Linked DNA regions of Homo sapiens: region 2 is linked to region 1. The links are chromatin loops, found by intact Hi-C in ENCODE. Cell type or tissue: PC-9. All regions are shown on one strand. Each heading gives the region's core, and the rest is flanking DNA. Links, peaks and the distances in the headings are about the cores only. Region 1 overlaps UBASH3B (ubiquitin associated and SH3 domain containing B). Region 2 overlaps UBASH3B (ubiquitin associated and SH3 domain containing B).

Region 1 (5,371 bases), core at 279-5,278:
CCAGCACTTTGAGACACCGAGGCGTGCAGATCACCTGAGATCAAGACCAGTCTGGCCAACACAGTGAAACCCCGGCACTACTAAAAATACAAAAAATTAGCCCAGTGTGGTGGCGGGTGCCTGTAATCCCAGCTACTAGGGAGGCTGAGGCAGGAGAATCGCTTGAACCCCAGGGGCAGGGGTTGCAGTGAGCCAAGATCGTGCCATTGCACTCCAGCCTGGGCAACAAGGAATGAAACTCCATTTAAAAAAAAAAAAAAAAGGCAATATTATGCTTCCAAGATGTCACATACTTGTCTAGAAGGCAATGTTGATTCCCTCAAAGGAAGGGTGCTAGGGGTGTACCAATCTTTCTTCTTGTGATGGAATTCAGTTTTCTCACTCAGGCCTCCCACTGGGATGTGCAGAAACTCTCACAAGAGGTGACTTGAGTTTTCTTTTCATGTGTGTCTGTTCTCAAAGCTCCTTGAGGACAGGACAACATTTAAAAATTCCAGTATGCTCCATGGTACTTTGCATGATACAGATACACAGCAAATATCTGTTGATTATGTCTTTGCAAGTGTTTTTGTTTTTTGTTTTGTTTTCTTTGGTATTTATATGTTCTTCAACTCACCTAAGGTCAAAATGATGTCTTCCATTAACACCATAAATTTATATAATATTAAAAATTTTCCAATATATTTTTTATTTATTCTCTCCCATTTCATTTCTTTTTTGCTGGAGTTGGATTGGCAGGGGAGACAGAACTAGGGGGATGTTACCCAGATGAACCACTTGTGACCCAGAGAGGAGGGAGGCAAGCTGGAAGCCTCCCAGTGAGGCAAGCAGAGGCTGGACACAATCCTGAGCCAACGGACTCTCTGTTAGGTGCTTGCTCCATTTTTCCCCTGTAGGTACCCATCTCCCTGCAGCAGCGAGCTGCTGATTCTGATTGCATCCCTGCACCTGGTAGCTTCTGGAACCACAGTGAGACATTACCTCATGGTTAGCAAATCGGATATCCCGAGAAAATATGGTAGCCACCCAGTCACACCCTAGCTTGACGTCAATGTTCTGGGCCAGTTTCTCTAGGGTGGGTAGGTGGCTGGCTTGGAAGTGGTAAGCCAGGGTCACATGTAGCTGCTTCTTATGAGGTTCCACATGCACTTCTGGAAAAAGGAAGAAAAAGGTCAGTAATTAAAAGGTGGTGATGATAGCAATGGTGAAGACTTAAGGAAAGGCATAGAAAGGTACCCTGAGAAATTCTGCTTCCCACATAACAAAGAAGACAAAAGACGTTTCTCTCCTTCACAGCAGTAGAATAAGGGGGTAAGGGGATGGCAAGAGATTCCGAATCAAGCCACTGTTCAAGAGATAGCCACCATACGGCTTTCCTCTAGGAGCTGCGGGTCAGCTGAGGGCAGTCCTTTTAGTTAAGTCCTTCTCACAACATTCCAGTTGGTGGTCACCAGCCCCACCTTTCAGAAGAGGGCACTATGACCTACAGTGATGAAATAATTTGTGTAGAAATACAAAGCATGTTTTATAGCTGCGTGACTCCCAAAGCTCTATTCCCTTCATTTTGGAATCACGTGTCTTAGCTTCTGGGTGAGATTGATGGAGAAATGAGGGGAAAAGATGGATATTTTCAAAGTTTAATGCAGGGTTTCTCTCAACAGCATTTTGGGTTGAATAATTATTTTTTGGGGGGGGTGGCTGTCCTGTGCATGATGGGGTGTTTCGCAGCATCCCTGGCCTCTACCCACAAGACGTCAGCAGCACTCTCCAAGCTGTAACAATTGAAAATGACCTCAGACATTGCCAAATGTACCCTGGGAGACAAAATCACCCTTAGTTGAGACATACTGGTTTAAAGTATACAGACTGTTATTCTAAGATATCCCAAGAGACAAAACAAAACAACCCTACCTATAGGAGGGAATGGCTTTTTTTTCTCTCTCTGGTACTTTTTTTTTTTTTTGAGACAGGGTCTTTCTCTGTTGCCCAGGCTAGAGTTAAGTGGCATGATCATAGCTCACCACAGCCTCCACCTCCTGGGCTCAAGTGATGCTCCCACCTCAGCTTCCTGAGTAGCTGGGACTACAGGTGTGAACCACCATGCCTGGCCTCTTTTGTATTTACAATGAGGGAGAATCATCTACTGTACAAACTAGAATAATGAAGAAGTTGCAACTAGAAGAAATTAGGGAATTTGAGAATTTAAGGAACTTGGTCAAGTCACACAGAGAATTAGTGGCCCAAGATAGAACTAGAAATTGAGCATTTCGGTTTTAAGTACTTTTTCTTTTATACTGCATTGCCTTTCTTTGGTGTAAGCCCCATGAAACAAGGTTTTTGTCTCTCGCTTACACTGTATCCTTACTCAGCATATCATGCAGGTTTTCAGTACTTGTTAAATGAATAAATGCACATGAATGAATCTCCCTTGACCACTTCAAATGGAGGAAGACACTAAATCTACTTGATGATATCTGGTCCTGCCAACAACTGGAGAATACCAAGTTCCAGGGCAAAGACATGGTGGCCGGCTTCCCATGCTGGGTAATAAGGAGCGGGACCAGCTAAGCTGCGCAGGGTCATCCAGTTCTCCACATCCCCACCAGGGGGCCACACAACAGCAGAGAAACGAAGCCGGCCAAGTTCTTCATGACAGCAGGATCTTGGAGAGGAATTGGCTCCACCCGCGTCCCACAGGGAAAGCTGGGGCTTCGACTGCTGCTCACTCAGTATGCACTCCAAGAATCTGTGCGGCCCTGGCTGAGGCTTGCTTTTCTCATTTGTGAAGGATTTGGGTTTTGCGGCTTTGACATTAGTTTTGGTCCTTGTGGGGATTTAGTGGTTCTGACAATAACTACTGTGGGATGAGAGAAAGCCATTTCCTTGAGATTGAGGGATAAGAGCAGGAAATAATTTGCCTCTCAGTTATGCTCTTTCTCTGAAATATTAAGCTCCTATGAAATGTCAGGCTTCACTGAAGTCAGGACCCGGAGACTAGTCCCGTCGCTGAGGGAGAGGAAGAGGTGGGGGTGGGGGTTGCAAAGTCTAAAGAGGACCCCTCCCCAGGTACAGAGGGGTCTTAAGGTCCTTGTGTTCCTTCCGAGAGCACTGTGATCCTGCAGTGATACTGAGCCCCGATCCCACTCATAGGTCCCAAGTCCTGTGTGGTGCTTTTCTGGTAAAGAGGAATATGGAACAAAGGGCCTGAGATGGTGATGAAAATAGCAGCAGGGAACAATGGCAGGTGAGGGATAGGCCAAAGGCCAAAAGGCTAAGGAGCAAACTGCGGCCTTGCTCAGGTCTTCCCCCTCTCTGGCACTCCCTAAAATTAGGGGTAGGGGAATTGTACGTCTCCTCCAGCTTTGCACTCAGCACTCGGCTTCCACTGTGCATCCTGCACCATCCACTCTGGTCAGGGCAGCCTCCCCACTGTCCTCTGCTCACACCATCTCATGCCTGCCTGCCTGTGCTCCTGCCACCCGCCCGCCTGCAGGCCTTTCCTCCATTGTCCTGATCAACATCGTCCCAGGGCAAGTTTCCTTCCTTCCGTGAAGGTAGAACCACCCCTTTCTCTTTTCAGAGCTGATGTTACACAGGGCCTGGCCGGGAGAAACCACTTCTTGTTCTCTTCCCTGTAGCACTCCTCATGTAGGAGAAATCCTCATAGTAGGTGACCAGTAAGTACCTGCCAATTGTGATTTCATGCTGGAGCGAGCCAAGAGGCTCTCCCCCCACCAGATTGTCTGTCTGTTTCCCTGCTGTCATTGAGCTAAGTGAGCTTGTCCACACCTGTAGTCAGACAGGAGAGCTTTGCAAACTTCTCCCTCTTTTCACCTCCATCGTGTCTCCTGCCTTGAGCACCCCCTTAAGCTAATTCCTTTGACAGGAAATCTCAGGTGTCCTGAACTAAGAGCTCCCATGAGAAGAGCAGGAGACATTTGGAAGGGGTTACATTTTTAGACAGACTCTTGGGGCTTGGGGTCCTGTCTAATGGTTTTCAGCAAGTTGAAGGGTATTGGTTCAGTGGATTTTATTGTGATATAATACGAAGTGCTTCCACTCTTCTCTCTATCCTCTGCTACCCACTGAGAAAAGATCTGGATTGTCATGGAGTGAACAATGAGACCCAGATAAACACCTACATGGGCGGGAGCTTGGGAGGGAGAAAGGATGTTTCTTTAATTCTGAATTAGGAGGAGATGGTGGTGCTACAAAGAAATACATTTCTAGTTCAGTATGGAAGTCATTTGTGAAACTTCAACTTGGGTGTTAGGGAATAAGCCTTAGACGGTCTCTCCAGGTCAGCAGAAGAGGGGTTGAACGTTTTTACAAGGGAGCAAGACGTGGGGTGCTGCAGGAAAAGGCTGTTTTTTTGTCACACGTCCATTCCTGCAGGGTCCTCCACCTCCTGACCCCATCCTGCTCCTCTACCACTATTTCCTATCCTTTTTCCTTTCCAACTCTTTGATTGACAGGGCCCAGGGCTGGCCTGGCAGCTGTTTGCTCACCGGTTTTGGATGCAGCCTCTGCAGCAAAGTCAGCAGCAAACTTCTTGAGGACCTCCGCACTGTCTTCCTTTACAAAGAGGCCGATGAAGTTGGACGACGTATAGAGCTCCAGGGGCAGCGGGGCCGAGAACTTACATTTCCAGCGACTGACCGTGGTCTGCAGGGCTTCCCCCAGGGCATCCACCTTGCTGTCCTCGCACTGGCAGGGAAAACAGGCAGTCTTCACTCAGAGACAAGGGGAGATGGAAGTCTGCTGCTACTTAACATTGGCATCCTCTCCCCAGAGACTGGAGGAGGCTGATAATGCAATTACTTAACCACTACCCCTGTCTGTGGGGAGAGAGGAACTGCAGACTTCCAATTATTCAGACACAGATTACCCAACTGGTGGATTAATGTGGGGAACACATGACCTCTTCCCTCCTTTCCTTGCTGTGAAGTGGCCCCCGTGAACCCAGCCAAAATGCTGCAGGACTGGTTGAGCCGAAAGCAAGAAAGGGGAGCGAGATTGGGGAGATATTGGTCAAAGGACGTAAAACTTCACTTAGGAGAAATAAGTTCAAGAGACCTATTGTACAGCACAGTGACTATAGTTCATCATAACATATTATATGCTTGAAAATTACTAAGAGAGTAGAGTTTAAGTGTTCTCACCACAAATGCCTGATAAGCATGCGAGGTAATGCATGTACAATTAGCTTGATTTAGGCACTCCACAATGCATACATATATTCAACCATCATGTTATACGCCATAAATGTATATAATTTTTATCAATTAGAAAAAAATCAGGCTGGGCGCAGTGGCTCATGCCTGTAATCCCAGCACTTTGGGAGGCTGAGGCGGGCAGATCACTTGAGGAC
Region 2 (5,371 bases), core at 217-5,216, 120 kb after region 1:
GCCACATCTACCCACCCATCCTCCAGGGAAAAGAGAAAAACCACAGATTCTCCATAAGCCTTTGGGCAAATAGAAAGTGGCCCCTGGGAGAATCCATCCATGAAAATGACAAAAGTGTTCAGTTCAATGAGGATCATAGTCATCTCATTCTTCTGGCAATGGCTCTGCATTCTGCTTGGCTGAGTCTGTCACCCTGCAGAGAGGATCCATTCTTGAGTGTGGTTTTTTCTCCCCACTCTCTCTCTTAGGCTTGAGTCTGATTCCATTTGAAAGTAATCAGAAGACAACCATATGGTACCCCTTCCAGTCCCCAGCCCCTGCCATTTATTATAGTCAGCAGCTTGGGTGGTGCTCTCTCTGCCCTGGGTCTGCTTTTTCTCAGGCCCCGCACCCCTCTGGGCACTCTAGAGAGAGAAGCACAGAGAGCAGAATGCAGTTATCAGGGAGAAAGCATCCACTGGCCTCTGCCCTATCTTACAGCCTTATACCCAAAGCTCAGTGAGGAACAGAGAACCATAAAAGTGGAAGGCGACCAAGGAACCAAACCACAGAGGGAGCCATGTGGAGTAACATCACCACTTGAGTAGCACTAATACCGACCTCATTTCTGAGGGTGTGCCCAATGCCAGGCGCTCTCCAGCTGTTTGCGTGGTTTGGCACCCTTCTCTCACAAAGGTCCTTCAAGACAAGTGCTGTTATTGTCTGCATTGTACAGACAGGAAAATTGAGGCTTAGCATGTTCAGCAACTTGCCCAAGGTCAGTCCCTCAGCTGGTAAGAGGCAGAGCTGGAATTCAAAGCCAGGCTGCCACAAGTTCAGACTTCTGTCTATCAGGGCAGGATGGATGGGGCAGATAATGATGGGGTCTCTTCAGCTTCTGGATGGCCAAGAAAGGAGATACCCTTACACAGGCTTATGCCGGCTGGGATTGGGGAGGCAGTGATAGTACCACCACATCATCATCAGCTGGAGCAAAGCTGGCGGGAGACACAGGATTCCCTAGGTTGGCTGCCTCTCTGAAAAGCAACGCCTTTAGCTCTGCGAATGACTGTCCACTCCCTGAAAGGGAGCTGGACTTTGAGGCAGCTGAGGGTGGGGAGCAGGTGGTGATCAAAGCCACAGGATAGAACAGTGAGGCAGGATACTCTTCAATCTCTGTAGTACTTAATCTTCCAAACCTCAGTTTCCTCATTAAATTATCAATGTCTGAGACTTAATAGTGATTATGTATGTGACTCTGCTTTGTAAGCTCGAACATGGTCTAAAAACTTAAGGTATTATTAGAAATTCTGGCGTAAGGCCAGGCGCGGTGGCTTATGCCTGTAATCCCAGCACTTTGGGAGACCAAAGCAGGCGGATTGCCTGAGCTCAGGAATTCGAGACTAGCCTGGGCAACATGGTGAAATCATGTCTCTATTAAAATACAAAAAATTAGCTGGGCATGGCGGCATGTGCCTGTAGTCCCAGTAACTCAGGAGGCTGAGGCAGGAGAATTGCTTGAACACGGGAGGCGGAGGTTGCAGTGAGCCGGGATTGTGCCACTGCACTCCAGCCTGGGAAACAGAGCGAGACTCCATCTCAAAAAAAAAAAAAAAAAAAAAAGACATTAGCGCGTAAGAGGGAATTTTCATAGAAGCTGTGTGCAAGGGGTTATAATTACCCTACTAGCACATCCAAATACCTGAAGGTCTACTCAGCAATTAAAAGAGATAAACTATTGATACATGCAGGATGAGTCTAAAAAATATGCTGAAGGAAAGAAGCCAAGTACAAGGGTATGCACTGTATGACCTACATGCAAATCTAGGAAATGCAAACTAATGTACAGTGAAAGAAAGCAACTGGGCTGGGCGTGGTGTCTCATGCCTGTAATCCCAGCACTTTGGGAGGCCGAGGCGGGCGGATCACCTGAGGTCAGGAGTTCGAGACCAGCCTGACCAACATGGAGAAACCCTGTCTCAACTAAAAATACAAAATTAGCCAGGCGTGATGGTGCATGCCTGTAATCCCAGCTACTTGGGAGGCTGAGGCAGGAGAATCACTTGAACCTGGGAGGCGGAGGTTGCATGCAGTGAGCTGAGATCGCAGCATTGCACTCCTGCCTGGGCAACAAGAGTGAAACTGTCTCAAAAAAAAAAAAAAGAAAAGAAAAGAAAAAGCGACTGGTGGCTGCTCAGGGTTGGGGGTTGAGAGAGGACTAACCACAAAGGGGTACAAACGAAACTTTTAGGGGCAGTGAACGTACTGTGTCTTGTAGCAGGTAATCACACAGGTACAGTTGTCAAAATGTATCAATCTTTAAATAGGGTTAGCTGATTGTACATGAGTTATAACTCAAAAAAGTTTTTTTAAAAAAAGCACATCGGCTGGCCGGGCAGGGTGGCTCCCACCTGTAATCCCAGCACTTTGGGAGGCCAAGGCGGGATGATCACTTGAGGTCAGGAGTTCGAGACCAGCCTGACCAACATGATAAAACTCTGTCCCTACTAAAAATACAAAATTAGCTGGGCATGATGGCACATACCTGTAGTCCTAGCTACTTGGGAGGCTAAGGCAGGAGAATCACTTGACACCTAGGAGGCAGAGGTTGCAGTGAGCTGAGATCACGCCATTGCACTCCAGCTTGGGCAACAAGAACGAAACTCTGTCTCAAAAAAAAAAAAAAAAAGAAAAAAAGCATATCAAGGTATTTTTTTTTTTGTTTTTTTTTTTTTTGGAACCAGGACCTCGTGTAGCCTGGAAAGTTCAGGAGACTTGCAGTTTAGCCTGAGGCTCTTATGGCAATGCAGTCCCTGCATACCAACTGTGTGACTCTAGACACGTCCTGAACTCCTCTAAGCCTCCAGTCTCATCTTAAAACAAAGCATATGTTGTGTGCTTTACCTCACAAGACTGCTGTGGGGTATCTAATACACATAAGAGCAATTTTTACAGTGTATAATAACACAGATAGAAGGGCGTGTTATGTGGGTGCACAGTCACAGCAGGTAGATTAGAGACTTCCTTGCCCTGCCCACCTATAAGAGCCCTTCAGCTCCAGGTGGGTTCCAGTTTTTCCTCTTTCTGTCTATCCAAGGCTGGGAAAGCAGCTGCAGCCCCCACGCCAGAGTCAGCTACATTTCAGAGATGTTGGGTTGGCCAAGTGTTCTCAGAGGATCCAATGTCAACCAACAGGTAAGCTGGAAAAAGCCAGGGAAACCAGATACTTTAATTCATGGGCTCCACATGCCGCTTCTCAACTCCTCATGCAGCCAACTTGGAGCTGCTTTTATCTTTGGGCAGTGAGGCATAGCTAACACAGCTTACTGTCCAAAGCCAAGTCAAAAGCGCTCATTCCAGCTCTTTCCTTCTGCCACTGCCTTGCTCTTTAATTTGGCATTGTTCAAATATTCTCAGTAGAAAAAAAAGGACAATCCAATAATACACGTAAATCCTCGCCAGACACCTCAACCACCATCTCACCTCCTCTCCCTTCTTGCAATCCAACACAATAATGCCCCAATCACATCTTGCATCCTGATCCTATCTTTAACTTTCCCAAGTTCTTTTCTGTCTGTTATCTCATTTTGTCTTTGGAAAGGCCCGTGACACATGACAGGTCTTGCCACGCACAGAAGCTGGTGAAGATATTAAGGAAAAGAGGTTAAATAGAAGACCTAAAAGGTGCAGATATCATTCAGAAGCTAGACCAGACCTTAGGACCTTTGATCCCTGCCACAGTGTCCTTCCCAAGACTATTATCTCTTAATCACTGGAAACATTAAAAAGCCATTTGTTGTAGACAAAGTTCTAGCCACCAGCAGCCTCAAAAAATAAAAATAATAAAAAAACTCATCAGGGTTGTATCAGCAAGGATTCCTCCAATTCAATTATTCAGTGACTTGCTCCAAGGCCCAGCATCAGCCCCAAGCTACAGAAGAGATGAGAGCCTGTCTCCCCAGAAACCAGAGGTCAGCAGGGGGATGACAGTGCTCTGACATCGGATCTGGCTGTGCAAAGTGATGGCTCTGATCTGAGTCCTGTCCCATCTTCTCCGGTGTTAGGCTCAGACCCTCTCCTGGCCTGTGAGGTCTCCTCTTCCTCAGGTCTTTGCCCCCAATACATTCTTTCTTTTCCTTCCAACCAACCTCACTAGCCTCAAGGAAGCTGGACCCTTATTTTTAGAACCCTTAAAACAGGGAAGTGCTAGTGGGCATAGAAAAAAGGAAGCGATTGGCCATTTTGACCTTTGAAAGGTTTCCTTCCTGATGCCTCCCGAACACCTCCTTAACTTGGACTTGCACACGAGCGCACACGCACACACACACCGTGAAATCGCCACTTCTCAGTCCTCCATGAGGCAAATTCTCCTATAGCAGTGTCTAAGTTGGACTGAAGTTCATATAGTGGAATGGAAAAAACCTAGCCCAGCTCCAGGGAGTAATGAGCTAGAGAGAGCACACCCTGAGGTCACCCTGCTTGAGCCAGCCCTGCAGCCCTCTGGTCCTCTTAGCTCTGTCAAGCACTTAACAAGCATGCAGTCATTAATTGCGTTCCCCTCAGAGGGCAACAGCATGGCCCTGAGGGGACTAAGTGACTTTTGCAAGACCACAGCACAGTGCAGCCCAGCACGGGCTGGGTGGGATCCAGCCTTGCTGGCCTCAACCCTCTCTGCCAGCCCACCAAGAGCCTGGCCTGAGTGCCCCTTCTTGGTGCCGCACACCACCAGACCCAGTTACACCCATAGGGGAAACTAGAGCTGTCAGCCCTGGCTGCTGTCACTCTGTCAAAAGGGCCTAGAGCTGTCAGCCCTGGCTAATGTCAGTCTGTCAAAAGGGCCAGGTTTGAGACAACCATCTTACCCCTTCTTAAAGCATCACATCCAAGTCTTCTAGACCCAGGAGACCATCACTGCTCTTTGGGGCTTTGGATTTTCATTATGCTCAGCCCTCCAGGCATAAAGCTCAAGAGAGAAGCTTCTGATGAGCTAAGCCCGATGCCCTTGCTCTTTCTTCTCAACTCTCAAAAATGAAGTTAAATGCCTGTTCTCTGAAGCCTCCGAGGGCCCCTCTTCATACTGGTCTAAGTTACTGGGGGGAAGGCCGACCACATCAGCCTTTCTGGGTTGAAGTAGAGGAGGGAAGCAAGCCTGGGCAAGGAGTCCAACTAGATCAGGTGACCTCCAGGACCTTCACTCCCTTCCAGGCAGAGAATTTAAGAAAAAGAGCAGCAAACCCAACCTCCCTCTCTCCAGGCCTGCTCTTGTTACCTCTTTGGTAAAGAGGGGCAGTGCTAGTAGTAATATAATAATAGCTGTGATAGGCTAAATAATGATCCCCCAAAAGACACCCACATCCTAATCCCTAGAAGCTGTGAATGCCGCCTTATACAT

What was found. Peaks named below come from ENCODE experiments on the same cell type or tissue, not always from the same donor. Only the 100,000 strongest peaks of a DNase experiment are listed, where the experiment ranks them.
Region 2: it touches region 1 in a loop (6-fold over the local background); 21 of 110 quality-filtered maps call a loop at or near these places.

The regions. Positions count from the first base shown.
Region 1 is chr11:122,778,833-122,784,203 of GRCh38, reverse strand. UBASH3B (ubiquitin associated and SH3 domain containing B) reads right to left here. Exons shown (of 14, transcript NM_032873.5): 4 at 4,509-4,707; 5 at 982-1,151. Among named protein-coding and RNA genes, the nearest start is that of CRTAM, 57 kb to the left of the region's middle. In PC-9, for the core only: CTCF peaks have their summits at 2,381 and 2,580 (motif pointing right); DNase peaks (open chromatin) are centred at 2,643 and 4,953; H3K27ac peaks cover 1,532 bases.
Region 2 is chr11:122,659,204-122,664,574 of GRCh38, reverse strand. All of the region lies in intron 1 of UBASH3B (ubiquitin associated and SH3 domain containing B), which reads right to left. Among named protein-coding and RNA genes, the nearest start is that of UBASH3B, 6.2 kb to the right of the region's middle. In PC-9, for the core only: no CTCF peak of the experiment used is centred there; a DNase peak (open chromatin) is centred at 2,834; H3K4me3 peaks cover 2,215 bases; H3K27ac peaks cover 4,055 bases.